2 separate regions of the Homo sapiens genome follow, and region 1 is linked to region 2. The links are chromatin loops, found by intact Hi-C in ENCODE. Cell type or tissue: PC-9. All regions are shown on one strand. Each heading gives the region's core, and the rest is flanking DNA. Links, peaks and the distances in the headings are about the cores only. Region 1 has its middle 14 kb from the start of FRMD6-AS1. Region 2 overlaps FRMD6-AS2 (FRMD6 antisense RNA 2).

Evidence for each region. Peaks named below come from ENCODE experiments on the same cell type or tissue, not always from the same donor. Only the 100,000 strongest peaks of a DNase experiment are listed, where the experiment ranks them.
Region 1: a loop joins it to region 2, with 4 times the contacts of the local background. A loop is called at or near these places in 4 of 110 quality-filtered maps.

What each region holds. Positions count from the first base shown.
Region 1 is chr14:51,632,871-51,642,723 of GRCh38, reverse strand. It overlaps a transcript of FRMD6 not described here. Among named protein-coding and RNA genes, the nearest start is that of FRMD6-AS1, 14 kb to the left of the region's middle. In PC-9, for the core only: no CTCF peak of the experiment used is centred there; no DNase peak of the experiment used is centred there.
Region 2 is chr14:51,542,660-51,552,512 of GRCh38, reverse strand. All of the region lies in intron 2 of FRMD6-AS2 (FRMD6 antisense RNA 2), which reads left to right. It also overlaps a transcript of FRMD6 not described here. Among named protein-coding and RNA genes, the nearest start is that of FRMD6-AS2, 52 kb to the left of the region's middle. In PC-9, for the core only: no CTCF peak of the experiment used is centred there; a DNase peak (open chromatin) is centred at 5,072; H3K27ac peaks cover 2,932 bases.

The sequences.
Region 1 (9,853 bases), core at 1,291-9,290, 90 kb before region 2:
CCATCTTCCTCCTACAGAAATGCTGAAGTGACTGTATATTTCATACTACATCTAGCACCACACCTGATGAGGCACCAGGAACATGTTTGACAGAGGGACAAATAATTCCAGGTAAAGTAATCAAGCTTTGGAAGTTTGTTCTTAGTCTCTAGCCTCCTTTGTATTATTTATTTATTTATTTACTTAGGAGATGGAGTTTCTCTCTTGTCGCCCAGGATGGAGGGCAATGGCGTGATCTCGGCTCACTGCAACCTCCACCTCCGGGTTCAAGCAATTCTGCCTCAGTCTCCCAAGTAGCTGGCATTACAGGTGTGCTCTGCCACACCTGACTAATTTTTCTATTATTAGTAGAGACAGGGTTTCACAATGTTGGCCAGGCTGGTCTCAAACTCCTGACCTCAGGTGATGCCCCCACCTTGGCCTCCCAAAGTGCTGGGATTACAAGCGTGAGCCACCATGCCCGGCCTCTGGCCTCCTTTTTCTAAAAAGTAGCCCACTTCAGATGTTGAAAACCCTCTCTCTCTCTCACTATGTTCCCTTCTGAGCAGACTCAGAAAGGTTCTGAAAACCAACCCTTTGCCATTAATGACTGACTAGTTGTACTTTCACTGAAATCCCACCAAAATCACCTCAAACTAGTACCTACAGTTTAAGCCTTTAAGTCTATGATTGTGAAACAAAAGGTACGTGGCCTTATTAATAAATTTTGGCATCTGTAAGGTGGGAGATAATCGTGAGACAAGGGAACCTTCAAAGCCATATTTTGTCACTTCTAGTGGTCCTTGGATAGGGGGTGATTTTGCCCCTACGAGAACATTTGGCAATGTCTGGAGGTATTTTTGGTGTCACAGCTTTATGGGGAAAGCGGGGAGGAGGGACAGTGCTACTGTAGGCTTCCAGCAAGCAGAGGCTAGGGATGCTGCTCAACGTCCTACAACACAGGGGACAGAACCTCACAACAAAGAATTGCTGCCCCGACTTGAAAGCCACTGATCGAAAGGGTGAACTTGACTGGAACATTGAGGTGCCCTGTGAGTCAGGGCAGTTAGTATCTGGGGGATGCTGGCTGAGCCTGCCAAGTGTCTATTGAAAAGTTGCTGGAGGTGAAGGATCATGTCTTTGGGACCTAAAGAGTGAGATATTTGGACTCAGTTTCTGCCTCCACCGTTCCCCTAACTTTATTTGGATCTTCCCACAGCCCCAAGACGTTCAGTACACATTTTATCTCGTCCTAGATCACCTTCTTTTTTAGTATGTAGAGATTTTGAGGGGAAAGGTAAATAGGAGACTCTTTCTCAACAGAGGTAGGATAAGATTTATCTTAATCCCAATTAAACAATAGTGAAGACCCAAAAGAAAAAAGTTGGAAACCTAAGCTTTTCACTTAATAGCAATGAAGAATCAATTTATTGAACAAAAATTAAGTCTTAAAGGAGGAGAATAGGCAGGGCATGGTGGCTCACACCTGTAATCCCAGCACTTTGGGAGGCTAAGGCGAATGGATCACTTGAGGACAGGAGTTCAAGACCAGCCTGGCCAACATAGGGAAACCCCCTCTCTACTAAATAAATAAATAAATACAAAAAATTAGCAGGGTGTGGTGGCATCGCCTATAATCCCAGCTACTTGGGAGGCTGAGGCGTGAGAATTGCTTGAACCTGGGAGGTGGAGGTTGCAGTGAGCTGAGATCGTGCCACTGTACTCCAGCCTGGGTGACAGAGCAAGACTCTGTCAAAAAAGAAAAAAAAAAGGAAAGTTATGTTAATAAAGTATAAACTCCAAAATTTAACCAGAAGTTAGTGGATATTAGCTCTTACCATGGAAAATTATCATTACTTAAATAATTTGCTAAATTTTATTTTTAAGTGGTTTAGTAGAAATATATTTAATAGATGAAACTATGTGTGTTTTAAACAAATAGCTACTGCCAAATATGTAGAAGTAAACATTGAAATGATTATTAGGGCTATCAAGAATTGTTTGTATAAATCAAACCAATCAGATTCATATGGATTAAAGCCATTTTCTTATTTTTATACTTTTATTGTTCATCATATCACTAGCATTTACAATAAAGAATATATAATTATGAATTCAAATATACTCAAATTCTCATGAAGACAAAACCCAAGAAGAATAGTTGTAAACGGGATCATTAAGCACCTTTTTCAAATATTGCCTGATTTCCACTTAGACTTATTAGCTGATTGCTTTTAGACAGTGGTTTCCAAACTTGGCAATGTATCAGTACCATTTAAGAACTGGTGACAGGGCCAGGAATCTCCAATTAAAATATCAGCAAAAAGATCCAAATGATTTTGATACCCATTCATGACATACAGGTAGTTGCCCTGTTGATGCTTATACTAAAACAAGTTTTAAATGAAGAGGCCAGATCTAAAATATTTCTGAAATGTTTAATTTGAAGCCCCAAAATGCTTTAGGTATTGTAACTCTATCCTTACCTTCCAAGGAATAAAAACGTGGAGGGGGAGGAATGTGGTAAAATGTGATTAGTAATCTTTTTGTCACAATAAGGACATTGACGTCAGTGCATCTAATTCAGATTGGGGAAGGACTGCCTGTTTTTAATTTTCTGGGATGTTAATGGAATAACTAAAACTGTAATTATTAATTTGGTCAATAAGAAGTCATTCAACTAAAGAAAGCACTGGAACCTACCAGTCTTAGTGAATAACATAATTGCATCTAGTCCCCAGAAGCTTCTACATCAACCTAATAATGTATACATGAATCATATTCTTAATTAACATTTCCATAAATATGCTGAAGGGCAGCTCAAAGAAAATGGAATACAGACTGAACAGGATATACAGGCATCCCAATTTCTACTCCTTCCCATTCATAGCTTGCTCTTTTGATGCTGCCTAATAGATATCTCTATATTTTACATATATTTAGGGACATATTTCATCTCCACTGTACTGACCCACTAAGGGCTTTGGCTCATAGATAAATACGAGGTTGCATGGATAGATACTGTTTTATTCTATGAACGACAAGTTCAAAAGGGTGGTTTCCAGGAATGCAACGCATTTGAAATAATCATTTAAAATAATGACAGCTGATCATCTACTGTTTACTGTGTGTTTTAGATGCTATGCCAAGTTTAGGTTTATTATCTAATTTAGTCATAACAGCACATCATGAAATAGGTACCATCATAATTCCTATTTTACAAATAATGAAACCAGAAAACAGACAAGTTACCCAAAGTTAGTAGCTTATTAATAGTGGAGTTTAATAATAATAATTATTTTTTTTTTTTGAGATGGAGTCTTGCTCTGTCACCCAGGCTGGAGTGCAGTGGCGCAATCTCAGCTCGCTGCAAGCTCCGCCTACCGGGTTCACGCCATTCTCCTGCCTCAGCCTCCCGATTAGCTGGGACTACAGGCGCCTGCCACGACGCCCGGCTAATTTTTTGTATTTTTAGTAGAGACAGGGTTTCACCGTGTTGGTCAGCATGGTCTCGATCTCCTGACCTCGTGATCCGCCCGCCTCAGTCTCCCAAAGTGCTGGGATGTAATAATTATTTTTGTGTGTGAACTCGGCAGAGAAGTATGTAAATAATTTTTTAAAAAACAAAGGAAAAGAAAAGTCCTGTGGCAAAAAATGGGAACACCTAGTTTTAATAAAAAAAAAAAATCCTGACACTTGAAGTGTCCACTTTCTTAGCAGAGAGTGGCTGATTTTCGGACAGCAAAAACTATGTATCAGAAAACCGGGAGAAGAACCCAAGATATGTCCCTGCTCAAACTGATTCAAACTTAGATATGTATATGGAACAGGAAGGACTGGGAACAAAATTCTTAGCCCATTTCTAGTGGGTAGAACATTTAAAAATAATTACAAGGAATTATGTGAGGTCATTTGGCAAGAAGGAGTCAATAGGGCAGTGTTGGATGACACCTCTTCCATTCCAACAGTGTAAGCTCTACTGTGTCTTAAATTGATCAGACTAAAAAAGAATGATCAAAGTTCTCAGATAGGTTGCTACACCCCTCTACATTCCATCTGCAACTCAGCTTTTGTCCTTCAAGTTTCTAATTGCTTCATTTGAGCCATACACTCAGTATAAAGGAGAAAGTTGGACAATCTGGGTCACAAATGGGGAGCTGACTGACAGTCCCCTGGAATCACCTTTGCCTTCAGTCCCTATCATTGCGGGAGCCAGGTTGTAAAATCTAGCATGGAACAAGAGGCTCATCTGTCAGCTGTGGCTCCCGGAGCAGTAGCCCGGCAGTAAGTGTCTCCAGGAGGAATGTGAACAATGCGGAACCACCCACATCTGGAGGCTCCCAGTCTCAATGGAGTAGTAGGGACAGAGTTACTGTTTGCACTGGCATTGGGGATTGGCACTATGCTATCCGCTCTCACTCAGCTTATTACCCATGGAAGGAATTTGGCAAACTTTTTTTTTTAAGACAAGGTCTTGCTCTGTCATCCAGGCTGGAATACAGTGGTGTGATCATAGCTCTCTGCAACCTCAAACTCCTGGACTCGTGATCCCCCCACCTCAGCCTTCCAAGTAGTGACGACTACAGGCTTATGCAACCACACTCAACTAATTTTGTAAATTTTTGTAGACACAAGGGTTCACTGTGTTGTCCAGGCTGGTCCTGGTCTCAAACTCCTGGGCTGAAGCCATCCTTCCACCTTGGCCTCCCAAAGTGCTGGTATTACAGGCGTGAGCCACCACGCTTGGCAGACTTTATTTCTTAAAGATTGCCGTCTTACTCAGCATCTTGGAGAACTCACAAATAAATGTCCCTGAGTTTCGAGACAAGCCAGCCATTAAAATCTTTTAGGGGGATCCAGAGAAGATGAGTTAAATTGGAATGGACTTGAAAAAACTGATTTAGTTGGATTTATGGATCACAGTCATGAAAAGGTAAAGATACCAACTTGTTTTGTGAATTTAATCTTTATTCCTTACTTTTTTGCCCCTACTGTTTGTAATTCCTACTTTATAATGAAATCCTTCTTGTGACTTATAGAAATTAACTGGGGAAAATGTTTTTCTGTTCTCCATTTCCTTTAAGTTTGTTTTTAGATACACTGCATTGCAAGTATGTGTGGTACAGTAAAATGTTGCTAATTGTATCTGCGCTGATAAGATGCCATTTGCTCTAGGTCAGTTTCCTACCCCCTCCCCCAACTATTCCTAGCCAGTGGTAGCATGCTTCTTACTTCCAAATATATGTGTGTGTGTGTGTGTGTGTGTGTGTGTGTGTGTGCCTGTGTGTATCAACAATGTGATCCTAAAATAAAAGAATGACATATATTTGACATTATTTACATACTAAATATGGGAGCACATAAATCAATTACAGAATAAAATCAATTTTTCAAGGATTTTGATGTAATGGTTTTTATTCAAAATGTTTCTTCCTTTCCTTAGGTAGAATTTTCTGCCAATTATTTTAAAGAAAAATGAAGATTTATTTTTTAAATGTGAAATGCAGTTTTTTTCTCTTTTTTGAGACAGGGTCACGCTCCGTCACCCAGGCTGGAGTGCAGTGGCAGGATTACAACTCACTGCAGCCTTGACCTCCCAGGCTCAAGCAATCCTCCCACTTCAGCCTCCCACGTAGTTGGAACTATAGGTGTACACCACCATGCCCAGCTAATTATTATTATTTGTAGAGACAGGGTCTCCCTGTGTTGCCCAGACTGGTCTCAAACTCCTGGGCTTAAGCCATCCTCCCACCTCAACCTCCCAAAGTGCTGGGATTACAGGCATGAGCCACTGTGCCCAGCCTACAATTACTATTTACTTAAAATGTTTATTAATGTGAGAAAATGTTTCAGAATGAATCTGGTCTTTTTTCTCTACAGTGGCCTCACCCTTACTTTTCTTTCTTAGCCCTCTTGGGAAAGGGGCTCCCTGCTTCTCCCCTCACGTCACCCCTCTCACAGTGCTTAATGGGGACCTATAAACAACAACTCCGTGGCCCCGGGGAAACAAGCACCTTACCTTGTAACAACGAAGACCTTTAAGGGGTCACATCCCACATTCTGGCCTTTTCCCCTCTAAACTTTATCATCAAATTTAACCTTTCATATGATAACTAACACTTGGACAGCATTTTATAGTTTTTAATCCACCAGCATTATCTCATTTGCCTCACAAAAACAGGAGGAGGCTAGGGAGTCCAGGGACTTCCTGAGCCATCTTCAACACAAGTCAGCATTTCACAGGGCTCCTTTCCTCCAGCTGCCCAGCCAGCGCAATTTAGTTATTGGCAGAAAGGAATAGAACTTTACGGCAGGAATATGGACCAACAGTCAGGCAGTGATCTCCACCAGCTTTCCTCACAAAGGCTAAAGCAACTCCATTGGATGCTAATCTGCCATGTTGACTAATGACTAAACCTTTTCTGGGAAGGACTCTAAGATTTCCAGTTTATCTTTTGTAATTTGTTTAAATCCTGCCCTTAGGTCAAAACAACCTTGATGTTATCAAACCTCAATTGTCCTTCACATCCCATCTGAATCATGCATACCCTTTCCCTATATAAACCCTGGCTCCGGGGAGTAATGGGGCGGGGATCCACCATCTTGTCTCACCACCACCTGAGGCCCAAGACACAGACGCAACTTCTGCTCCTAAGTCCCTATTAAATGTTTCTCCCTAAGAAACTGAATTTGTCAGCCTCTTTCTTTGCCTTCCGCTTTCTCGGACTTTGGGAGTAGGTTTGTATAGACCTGTCCACTGCATAACTCACTCATGCTGCAAATGTGAGCATATATAGGACGGAGTAAAGAGCTAGGTGTACACTACGGGATTGTTTTATTGTGTTCTTTAGCAGGAAAATAGGAGTGTTTTTCTACATAAAGCCTCGATGGAAAAGATAAATTATAGCTGCTTTACTGAGTGATTACTACATGTCAGGTATTCTACTTAAGAGAGTACTTTGCAAGTATTTTTTTATTCTACCTCCCAACAAATCTGTGAAGCAGATGGCATTATTTATTTATCACTTTTAAAAATATGAGGTAATAGGAGACACACAGAAGTCCTTTGTCCTGAGTTCTAAAGCTAGATTTCAACCCAGTCTGACTGCAGAGAATGTGTTCTCAAAAGCTAAATAATCTGCCTTATGGTAAAATTTACTTAAAACGTTAAACTAAATGAGAGCACTTAAAATTATTTTCTAAATCTACTTTTTAAAAAATTGGATAACCAAGGGCTTTTACTGATATGCTGAAGATTGTGTTTGCCAGTACTTGGGCTCCTGTAATTCAGAATGGCATTGGGTCCCTGAAAAGCACACAGCTAGACTCTGCCTCCTTTTTGTTTTGTTTTGTTTTAAAAAGATAGGGTCCTGCTGGAGTGCAGTGCAGTGCCACAATCATAGCTTACTGCAGACTTAAACTCCTAGGTCAAACGATCCTCTTGCCTCAGTCTCCAGAGTGGCTGGGATCACAGGCACACGCTAATATGCCCAGCTTGCTTGCTTATTTATTTATTTGAATTGAATTGAAGATGGAGTCTCACTGTGTTTCCCAGGCTGTTCTCAAACTCCTGGCCTCAACTGACCTCTGTACCTCAGCCTCCCAAAGTGCTGGAATTACAGGTGTGAACCACAGTACCAGGTCTCTGCCTGCTTAATACTGGTAAAGAAGTTGAAGCCTTACTCGGGAGGCTGAGGCAGGAGGACCACTGGAGCCCAGGAGTTCGGGACCAGCCTGGGCAATATACTGAGACCCTGTCTCATTTGAAAAAAAGAAAAAAAGCAGCAGCTTAACAACCAAGCACCGGTCAGTAGCCTCTGGTAGAAGAATAACCAGAAAATTGACTCTATTTTAGACCTGGAAAAAATATATAGATAATTTAATCTAACGTTTTCATTTTATAGATGAAAAAACTGAAGCTTGAAGCAGTTATGTGGCTTTACCAGGGTACATATCACTAACTAGTGGCAGGGCCAGAGTTCAAGCCTGGCCTTTCTGACTGCATTCTCGAAGTTATACTAACTAGGCTGCCTCCAAATTTGTGAGAGGGAATTTTCTATTTCCTTTTCCAGTGTTTTAAAAAATGTCAAAAGCTAACATTTATGTATTTTAGTAAATTTATCTTTTTTTTTTCCTTTTTTATAGACATTGGTAAATGAAAATTTGTTTGGATTTCCCAAGAGTACTTGAATTTCATGATTTTACATTTCCTACAAAGGGGTCAGACTCAGCAATTTAATTTTCATGGACTAAGAGCTTTCATCAAAGCCTTCATCTTAACAAATAATTGGTTTTGGGAATAGGGGATAGAGATAATTCGGAGAGAGGATAAGCATTCATTCATTAATTCACGCAGACATGTATTGCATGCCTATTTTAGACACTGTGCTAGGTACAAGTCATACAAATATGGCAAAGTTCTTTCCCTTGAGGAATAATTTTTTCCTTCCTTCCCTATTAGCAAAGAATCTGATGTATTCTTGCTGGTCTTAAATTAGGTTACTATCTCCCAACGTGTAATAAGAGTACTACTTATTGTATGCCACATGATTTTAGGTGATAACAGACAAGCACTTAAAAAAACAATTATATACACTTCAGTGTATGAAGATGTAGTTATATAGTCATTTCAATGTAGAAAAAAGATAGTTCACAAATCCATATTTGTGGACGTTGTATCTTAGGACATGGCTAATCATGTCGTTGATCTGCTTTTTGCAGACTGTCTGAACTACATGCATGATGCACAGGCATGTTCTGTAAACCTGCCATCACATTTTAAAAATATGATTCAGATTTTTGAAAGTACCGAAGAAATGGATTAATAGCATGGATTCTGCATGTACTGAATTTCTGTGTTAATCGCTGCATTATTTAAAAGATACATCAAATTGTCACTGCTGAAATTTGATAGTAATTTAGTATGTGAAGTATTGTACGTAACTTTATTATGCTAATCACAAACAGTTCCACTCTAAGGAACTTATATTTGGGTATACATGTTAGAAATTGATTAGAGTTATTATTTGTATTCTTTTCTTGAAAATATCTTGTTTCTAAAACAAAACACTGCTTTTTATTACAATTTTATGGTTACCTTAAACTATGACATATAATTATTTCTTTTTTTTTTTTTTTTTTTTTTTGACAGGGTCTTGTTCTGTTGCTCAAGCTGGAGTGCAGTGGCATGATCTTAGCTCACTGCAGTCTCCACCTCCTGGGCTCAGGTGATCCTCGTTTCTCAGCCTTTCAAGAGCTGGGACCACAGGCATGAGTCACCATGCCCAACTAATTTTTGCATTTTTTGTAGAGACAGGGTTTCACCATGCTGCCCAGGCTGGTCTTGAACTCCTGGGCTCAAGAGATTTGCCCACCTGGGCCTCCCAAAGTGCTGGGACTACAGGCATGAGCTACCGCACCCAGCCAAAAAAACCCTGATAATATGATTTTAAAAAATAAAAAAAAAAAAGAGGAGGTAAATAATAACAAACTCCTAGGCTTAATCTCCAGAGAGTTTGATTTGGTAGATTTGGGGCTAAGAAATCTGTATTTAAAAAACTTTTCATCATGTAAAATTTGAAACTATAAAAAGACTTGTTAAAAAAAATCCTCACATATCCCATTAGATTGAACAGTTATTAACATTTGCTTTATTTGCTACATCTATTTTTTTAGATATTTTAAAGCAAATTCTAGACATCTTGATATTTTACACGAAATGCATGAGTTTGCCTCTTAAAAATGCCATTTTGTTATATAACCAGATACCATAATCACACCTAACAAATTTAATAATAATTTCTTAGCATTTAAAATTTCCATGTCCCCAAAATGTCATCTTACAGTTGGCTTGTTGGAATTCAGGTCCAAACAA
Region 2 (9,853 bases), core at 1,097-9,096:
TGCAGTGGGTTCCCATCTGCGCCACTTAACCTGTGAAATCATTGCCAGCCCCTAGGGGCATCAGGGTTTGTGCCTACTGGCAGGGAATTCAAAGGCTACTCGTCCCTCTTGTAACTGTTTGTCCAATCCCTAAAAACATTGCACTTAAAGCCCTCAAATTTTAAAGGAAAGATAGTTTTCAGATTTGCAGGCTTAAATTAGTCCAAATAGGATTCAACGCTAAATCACTGTGCGGTTCTAAAATGAAAAGTTATGACAGACAGGTTCACCAACAGATGTTAGTAAAGATCTATCTTAATCTCCCTTTAAATGAGGCTTTTTTTCCATGTGAACTTTTCATAACAATTTATCAACAGATTTACCCCATTTAAAAGAAAATCCAACATTGAAAGCTCAAAATTTACACAAAAATTACATTAGGATATGTTTTCTCATTTATTCTCAAAATATTTATTCATTGTACACTACTATAGGCTAGGCAATGTTCTAGGCATTGATTTGTTTAAACAATAATTTATATTCAGTAGCACAAGGGATAATCAGGTGGAAAAAATATAAGCCATAAAACTCTAAGAACATTAAGACTGTGTGTGTGTTTCTGAAAACATGGAATAGTTAGAGGCCAATGGATCAAATACATACCTATATACTAAAAATATTTTAACATATACTTATATAATAGATGTTAATGCATTTTATATTATATGCATTTATTTGTATATTTGTATAAAATGTATTACATATATTATATATTCATTTATATAAAGTTTTTTTTTCTAAAGAGGTCTCATTTTGTCACCCAGGCTGGAGTGCAGTGGCCTGATCTCTGCTCACTGCAGCCTTGACCTCCTGGGCTCAAGCCATCCTTCCACCTCAGCCCCCCAAGTAGCTGGGACTACAAGCACAAACCATCAGGCCTGGATAAATTTTTCGTATTTTTTGTAAAGACAGGGTTTCACTGTGTTGCTCAGGCTGGTCTTGAACTCCTGAGCTCAAGCAATCTGACCACCTTGGTCTCCCGAAGTGCTAAGATTACAGGCCTGAGCCACTGTGCTGGGTCATATATAAAAATTAAAAGGCTATCCACCAAGGTGACAAATAATTGTTCTCTGTGTATAATAGGATTACAACTGAACTTTTTCTTCCTTTTTACTATCTATATTTAAGTCAATTTTTCTTCTACGATGAACCTATATACTTTATTTTTAAAGAAATAATTTATAAAATTTGTATTTGTGTCAAAAATGCCAAAAGTACTGGAATTTGAAGAGGAAGTGCCCCAAGAATAAACCTTCTGGATTCCGGTGTTTTCAAGTCAGTTTCCAGTGGCAAATAGCACAAGTTTTTTTACTTAGTAGTGGGAGATCCTGGATCTTGAAACATGTGCTGGGTAAATGGAGGATCTAGTGGGTGGTCAGGGATGGACAGAAACTACTGGATGGAAGAAAGTCCACTTGGCAGATAGACCATGATTTCTGACCATGGCATCAAGGGACAAGTGAAGGTCATCCAATAGAACACTTTAAGAAGATCCAACACAGAGAAACAGGGAGTGCCAAACAGTGTGGGTGGTACCCGGGACCAGCAAACGGGGAGGGAATCAAAAGCATTCATTATGCACGTTTTATGTGACAAGTGCTAAAGTATGTGATATTTTTATGCATCATAATGAGGAAACAGGCTCAGAGAGGCAAGGGAAACTAGCAAATGGTGAATGCTGACTCCCTGTCACGCACTGTACAATGTATTTCACAGACATGATGAAAATTGCCAAGATCACACAAGTAGTGAGTAGGAGAGTTACAGTTCAAATCAAGGTTTTCTGATTTCATGGCCAATGCTTCTTCCACTCACTATCCCGCCCTTCCTCTGCCTCTGCACCATGAAACATCATCTCAGGAATCCATTCAAGCTATAAGCATGGCGGGGGGGTCTCCTCCCAAGCTGCCCTCTGATGAGGCTGGCACTGGCAAGGCCTCTCAAGGAGAAGAGCTTCCTGAGGACCCCACAGACACACAGGCACAAATGCCATCTTCATCTAGTGTCAGAGAAGCAGACACAGCCCAATATTTATACAATTTTTGGCTGGCTCTAATTTCCAACAATTCATTGAATGCAATAAAATGAGCCAATGATAAAAAGACATTTGGGAGGCTGAGGTGGGAGAATCACTTGAGCCCAGGGAGGCCAAGGCTGCAGTGAGCCATGATTGCACCCCAGTACTCCAGCCTGGACAACAGAACCAGTAATTGTTTAAACAAAAAATTAAAAAAATAAAAAGACATCATTCCTATTTCCAAAAGAAATGGTGGATTTAGGGATGAGAAAAGAGGACACAGATTGTTACTCCCTGGAGTGAATTTCTTCATGTTGTCATAAGCTCTCAGCATTAGCCAATGTGGCATGAGCAGCATTACCGGGATCTTAGAAAGAAAGGGATCCCCATTATTTGCAGAAGTATCATTAAGGCTATACAACTGTGGCACCAAAGGACAGGCACTATTTAAAAATATGCAAAAATTAAAAAGCCATTGGTTTAGGTTAGCGGACATGTGCTGGGGGCAGGGGAGTCAATGTTGCAGGCAGAGTCCTGCCTTTAAAAGGTTTATACTCCAGCTGGCCGGGCGCGGTGGCCCACGCCTGTAATCCCAGCACTTTGGGAGGCCGAGGCGGGCGGATCACGAGGTCAGGAGATCGAGATCATCCTGGCTAACACGGTGAAACCCCGTCTCTACTAAAAATACAAAAAACTAGCCGGGCGAGGCGGCGGGCGCCTGTAGTCCCAGCTACTCGGGAGGCTGAGGCAGGAGAATGGCGTGAACCTGGGGGGCGGAGCCTGCAGTGAGCTGAGAGTGCGCCACTGCACTCCAGCCCGGGCGACAGCGAGACTCTGTCTCAAAAAAAAAAAAAAAAAAAAGAAAGAAAAAAAAAGTTTATACTCCAGCTGTGGAAATAGGGCCTAGCTAGAAAAAAGGAACATAGCAATAGAGGGCACTAATGCAGCAGCAGATGAGTTCGGGGAAGGGAAGGTATTCTTCTCTGCTGGAATAACACCCTTCCACAAACCAAACCTCGCTCCACAGGCTGTTGGAGGCCTACAACTGTCCAATTTTCAAAATAAGACTTTGTTAGCCTGCCATGTAATCTACTGTGATTGTGATATTAAGCTAGCCTATACTATGGAATAACACAAAAAATCTGCTTGTAATTGATTTTTTAAAAATATTCACTTCATCTTTCGTTTTTTCAGGGGTTTACCACGCTTTTCATCCACTCATTCATCCATCCATCCCTCCATCCATCTATCCATCCATTCACCTATCCATTCATCCACCTTAACATTTCATACACTGAGCTAGGTGCTGGGAATCCAAAGACCAGAGAGGCATGGCTGCTGCCCTCACAGCCTGGTCTCCCAGGGAACAGCATTGCACCTGCTTCTTTCTGGGACTTTCTGGCAATCATAACTGGAATATAAATGCCTTCTAGACAGAATGATAAGCTCTCTAAGTAAATCAAATATTCTAACCATGGATTACATCAATGGTTCTCAAATGTTGATAAGAATGCCAATCGCCTTGGTCCAGGTTAAAATGCAGATTCTGATTCAGGTCTGGAGTGGCCAAGATTTTCCATCTCTAATTAGCTCCCAGGTGATGCTGACGTTGCTGGTCCCAGGACCACACTTAGAAGGGCAAGGTTTTACAGTACATCAGTAAGTATGGACTTCTGAACACCAGAAAGAGTTATTCCTCTTAAATTCCAGGGTAAATATACCATCACTAAATTCACTCTTCTTTTTCTGCTTTAGAGAAACAGTTTCACAGAAGTGCTTCAGCCTTTAACTTATCTCCCCGTTTCCCCCACATTTCCCCTTCCAAAAAATTGAGAGTTTAGTCCAATTATTTTTCTATTTCACAGACTTTCTTCAATTTTCTTTCAAGAAAGACAAAATATTGCTTCAGAAATCCACGGAGAATTAAACATACTTCAGAACAAGAAGAAGGGATCCAGAGCTAATTACCCTAAGCCAGCCAGGTTGTGTTAGGAATCCATCATGATCATGTTTACTGCATGCTGCAGACCCGCAAAGCCACCTGCAATTAATTCTGATGGCTACAAGCCACAGGGTACCTAACAGCTTGTGGGCGATTAAGAATAAATCACTAAACTTTCATTTTAAAGGTCCCAGGAAGAAAGTGGGGACAAATGCCAGATATGTTTACATTACTCATAGAACTTAGCGAGAATGAACATTCTCATTTATTTTCTGGCAATGCCTCTTTTAAATTTTTCTATATTTTAGAAAATTATGCTGCCTGTCCTTTGGTGCCACAGTTGTTTAGCCTTAGTGATACTTCCACAAATAACGCAGATCCCTTTCCAAGATCCCACTAATGTCTGAGTATCATTTTTTCATAGGAGAAAATAAATTGGTAATTATTCCCACTGCTTGATGCGGGCACACATTGTATTTCTTAGTAAAAGCTGATTTCACATCCATCACCTCATTAACATTTCTGTATATTTCAAAATGAATGTTATATGATACTGTTTATAAACTCTGGGTTGGTACAGTTTCTAGTTCAATTACAAAAGACCCAAGATAGTTTTTTTTTTTTTTTTCAGGGCCACACAGGGTGCCAACATCCAATCTCAAGATCTTCGGGAAATATGCTCACCCTCCAAAATACTTACAGATGTGTCTCCTCTTTTTTGTAAAATAAATGCTCTTCTTATATTTGGTGTTTCCTTGGTATGGCCACAAGATTATTTAGTATGACATATTTAATGGTGAAGATAAAGGTGAGCATCACAATGTTTTAAACAAATCACATTTGGGTGGGATATTATAAGAAAGAAAGTTCCCAGGGGATAGAAAAATGGTTTCCTTAAATCACTCCATACTCAATAAGCGTCGTAGGGCTCTCAATATACATCACCAGACCAGGAGATGCATTTGGCTAAGGCATACCAGACTAGGATATGAATCACAGAACACTATTCCAAGACTATTACAGAATCCACATACAATATAAACCAGAAAAGGCTGCATTTTAACCTCTGTGACTCATGCATTACAGCCTGTGACTCCATGAGGAGGGTTAGGAATCAGGCTGACATCCAGCTCAGGCCAAACAAACTTACAGCCAAGAGAAACAGAAGCATCACCTTCCCAGCAGAGAGCAAGATGTACAGAGCTTGATACTTTACACTCGTTAGAATTATGTAACTTGTCAATGGTTGAGACTCTAGGGTAGAGGGTTTTGTGCTTTTTATTTTTTCTGGTATAAATATTTAAACTTCTCCATAACATTAGAGTTAGAACTTACTTTCCTGAAATGAAATTCTAAAACAAATTTGACAGCAAAACACTGTGGAATTTTTAAATGCCAACAGGTTTGTGTCCATTACAGAACACACAGAGTTTTGACCTCTCACTTTTCCTGGTGCTACTGCTTTCAAAATTTCTAAGGTCATTGTACCATGGGGCTCTAATTCTTGGTTAAGGAAGGCACCGAGATCATACCAGGAATATTCTCCTATTAGCTGAAACTTGAACTTTGCCTGGCAGGAGGTGTTATAAATTATTTTTTGGCTAGCATTTGCTTTTTAAAACACTCTTTTACCCGGGTTTCTCAAATTAGTTCCTGTAGTGATACTATCTCTATTTTTGCCTCTTTATGACTAGGGTCTTTAATGGCTTCAGAAGTGCCCTGGGCTGAAACTTGATCTGAGAAGGTTATTATCAGAACTGTGTTCCAAGAGAAAGCAGTGTGCTAGCTCTACATGTATACATGAGTTGCCATCAACATGAATTCAATTACAATGAAGATAATTTGGAGTAGACAATTGTATTTTGGTTGCATGACATCCATTTTATCTTAGTGTAATAACACCACAGGTTTTTTTTTTTTTTTTTTTTTTTGATGGGGAGGGGGAACAAATTACCTTTACCCTGTTAGATATACTCTTACAGTTTTTTTTTTTAAATAAATTACCTTTACCCCATTAGATATTCTCCCAAACTGGCATCAGATGTGTGGCCAAAGCCAGATCAATCAAAATAAACTTCAGGAATTTTACAGGAACTATTTAAAAAAAGAAAAAAAAAAGAGTTTCTCTTTCCTGAGAGACATGATTTTGGGAAGAGCATTCCACTTTAAAGGCAGAGTTTGGAGCTGCTGAGGCTGCCACGTGGAGACTGGAAATAGCAATAATCTAATAGAAGCCAGAGAAACCGAGCACTCATGGCCTAATGTGATCCTGCATCAAGGTGTGTTCAAACACAGACCTATCCTTTGATTTTTACCTTTGAGATTTACAAGAACCAATAATTCCCTTTTTGGCCTAAGATAATGTGTGTCAGGAATTCTATGATTTATCACTGAAATACAGACTTGTCATATTTTTCTACAATTGTTCAAAATTATTATTTTATCATTTTCTATTTATAATGGAATTTCGATGAGCTGTTTTAAGGAAGACAAAAATAGAGTGAATATTTTAAATTTAGATATAATCCCATTTTCATTTTTTTCAACTTTAATTCTTTCTCTCTCAGCAAATATTTTGTCAAGATCACAATGCTATAATAATAAGCACTACCATGGATTGATTAGGATTTCACTGCTTTTTTTTCCTATGCCCGAACATATTCCCTTGTATGCTGCTAGTAAAATTGTCAAATAGGGACAAAAGCAAACAAACATAGGACATAGATGATTTATCAATTTGATAAACAGTTGAGAGTTGGCTGCATTTATTTTCAATGGCAAATAATAATAACAATAATGGTAGCTAGCATTTACTGAATGCTTTGTCTATGGGGAGCTCTATGAAAAGCGCTTTACATAAACTAACTCATTTTATCCTTAAACTTACCCGGGAGGCAGTGGTGTGCTGGTAAAATGGCTCTGGGGGATGAGAGGGAAGCCAGATTGACAGTTGACTCATTTTTGTGGTGTAAATACTCCCACCCTGGCTGATTTCAAGCAACTGACAGTTTAAATACTAGTTTGCAAAATTCTTGCATATTTAACATCAGCTCTTTGGATCAGGTAAAATAGACTCCAGTCCACCACTGCAGGAAACTAAATCGGAAGACAGATCATGCAGCTTCCTTAACTCTAGCAGTTTGTAAACCCGTTTGTACTACTCCAGAGCACACCTCTGGAGTACAGAGTGGAGTGTCAACCTCTGTACTCCTTTCTAATCATGGGGCAGATTTTTGCTGTGTTTAAAAAGAGTGCTTCAATGTTCTGTATTTTATGGGTGAACAGCAAAAGTTGATATTAAATATGATGCTTGTATCATGTCTTCGGTTAACAGACACCAAGCTATTCTACTACAGAATGTTTTGAAGATAACTGTGTCTAGTGCATGTCTGGGCACGTTAACAAAAATTAAAGAATGATAAAAAGGATGGGGCATCAATTATGAGTGATCTCTTGGAATGTTTCAGCCCCAAACCCTTCCTAATTCATGTGTTGCCATGTTTCTTAATCTTACTATTAATACAACCCTTTCCAAATGGTTCGGGAAATTTATAGGTGGGTTTTGAGCCCATGGAAAATACTGAGTTGTAATTATGGATTTAAAATCCTTATACACGTGTGTGTAGTGTGTGTGTGTATAAATGCCAAATATTCCCATACTACAGAAGATTAAGTAAATTATAACTGATGAGATGTTACACTAATTTCCTTTCATCCTTATGCAGGCTTGACTACAAAGTCTCTCTTGGCTCGCAAGTAGAGGATTTTGCATATATTGTTTATTATTTCATTCCAAGCCCAAAAGCCGCAACAAAGTAAAATTGATTAAAAAAAAAACTGTAAACAGTAGATAATAGACGTCTTTGCACAGCAGAACTCTCAGAGTTCACTAGATAATAGACATGAAAGCACTTTGGAGAATTCAAGGCATGACACAAACGTGAGGAATTATTATTGAGTAAAAAAAAATCTCAAAGGAAAATTCCTCAACAGCTCAACTTATACATATTGTTTTCAAACTATGAGTATATAACAAAGTAGAAACTTCCCTATTATACACATGTAATAAAAGAGCTAATAACTGATGTGGCTCTGAGAACTGTATATTTTGTATGTATTTGAAGAAGAACGATTTTAGTTTTTAAGAAACTCAATCACTCCTGCATCCCTTACCAAAGGTATTAAGGAAAAAAATTCTCCATAAGAAATAATACAGAATTTTATATGTGAATATTTACATAAATCCTTAAGTTTTAAAAACCTCATTCCATTAATAAAGTATTATTAACTTTATTTAGGTAGGATAATATTATTGAGATATTTTTTAAGCGTTCTTATCTGTTGGAGTTACATAAAAATCTTCACAGATGAAATAATATAATGTCTGAGATTTGCTTCAAAATACCTGGGAAGGGGGCTATGGGGGACAATCAGTGAAATGAGACTGGGCATGTTTTTGATAACTGTTGAAGCTGTGCTGATGGTACATGAAAGAATTTTTTATATGTTTGAAACTTTCCCCAATAAGAGTTCAAGAAACCTACGTCACAGCAATATCTAAAACATTTTAGAACAATTCTAAGGGCTGAACAAGAGTATGGTGCGAATTCATTTCCAAAGTACCCATTCTTACTGACTTCACTGCCTGATTTTGGTCTATTCTAGTTCGGTCCACGCTTACATTGCTGCCAGAATTACATTTCAAAAAAATTAAATGAGTTCATGGAACTCCCTTGCCCAAAATAATTCTTTTGAGTTCCCATCACCAAAAGAATACAGTTCGCAATTCTTTCTTTTGTGATCTCACAGCACTTTAGTCTCATTCTCCTATAGAAATCTCCTGTGTAGTATAATCTTTTCAGCATCTATGTTCTTGTGTCCTGCAAGATGGTGAAAACCATGAGTACAGAGATCAGGTCTTTTTATCTTCCTATCTTTGGTGCTTGGCATATTATCAAGCATGTGGTAGATGCTCAATAAATTTTTGATGAGCAAAGTAAATGTGAAATGCAAACAGATTATATAAAAGTAAATGCTTAGACCAATGAAACTATAACAGGTAAGTCATGATAGCTAAACAATTTCTACTTAGCAGTTTTGTTTTTTATTTTTCTTTAACCCTTCTAAATAAGGCATGAAATTTATTTATAATCAAAATTAAAGGGAAATACTTATGCTAATAAAAAGTATCTTTTAATTGAAAAAGACACAGGTAAATGAATGGGCATAATTTTTGATACTCTTACATATATACACCTAAAGCAAATCTAGCTATCAGAAATATACTATCCTCAACAGATAGGATCTTGGTAATACTGTCAGTGCAAGATTAGTTGTTTTACTGCTATAATCATGGTCATAAAAATCATAATCAACTTGGGTGCCTTTCTGCAAGCAATAAAAAACAGATAAATTAGACTTTGTCAAAAGTAAAAACTTTTGTTCATCAAAGGATACTATCAACAGAGTGAAAAGACAATTCATAGAATGGGAGAAAATATTTGCAAATTATATAAAGAACTCCTATATCCCAACAACAAAAAGTCAAACAATGCAGTTAAAAAATGTGCACAGGGCCTGGATAGAATTTTCTCCAAAGAAGATATACAAATGGCTGAGAAGTATATGGAAAGATGCTCAATGTCACTAGTCATTAGGAAAATGCAGGTTAAAACTATAGTCATATACGACTTCACACTCACTCAGAATGGCTATAATTTTAAACATGGAGTATAATAAGTGTTGGTGAGGACACGAAGAAATTGGAACCACATTGCTGCTGGTGGAAACGTAAAGTGGTACAACCACTGTATACAACAGTTTGGCATTTCTTTAATAAGGTAAACATAGAATTA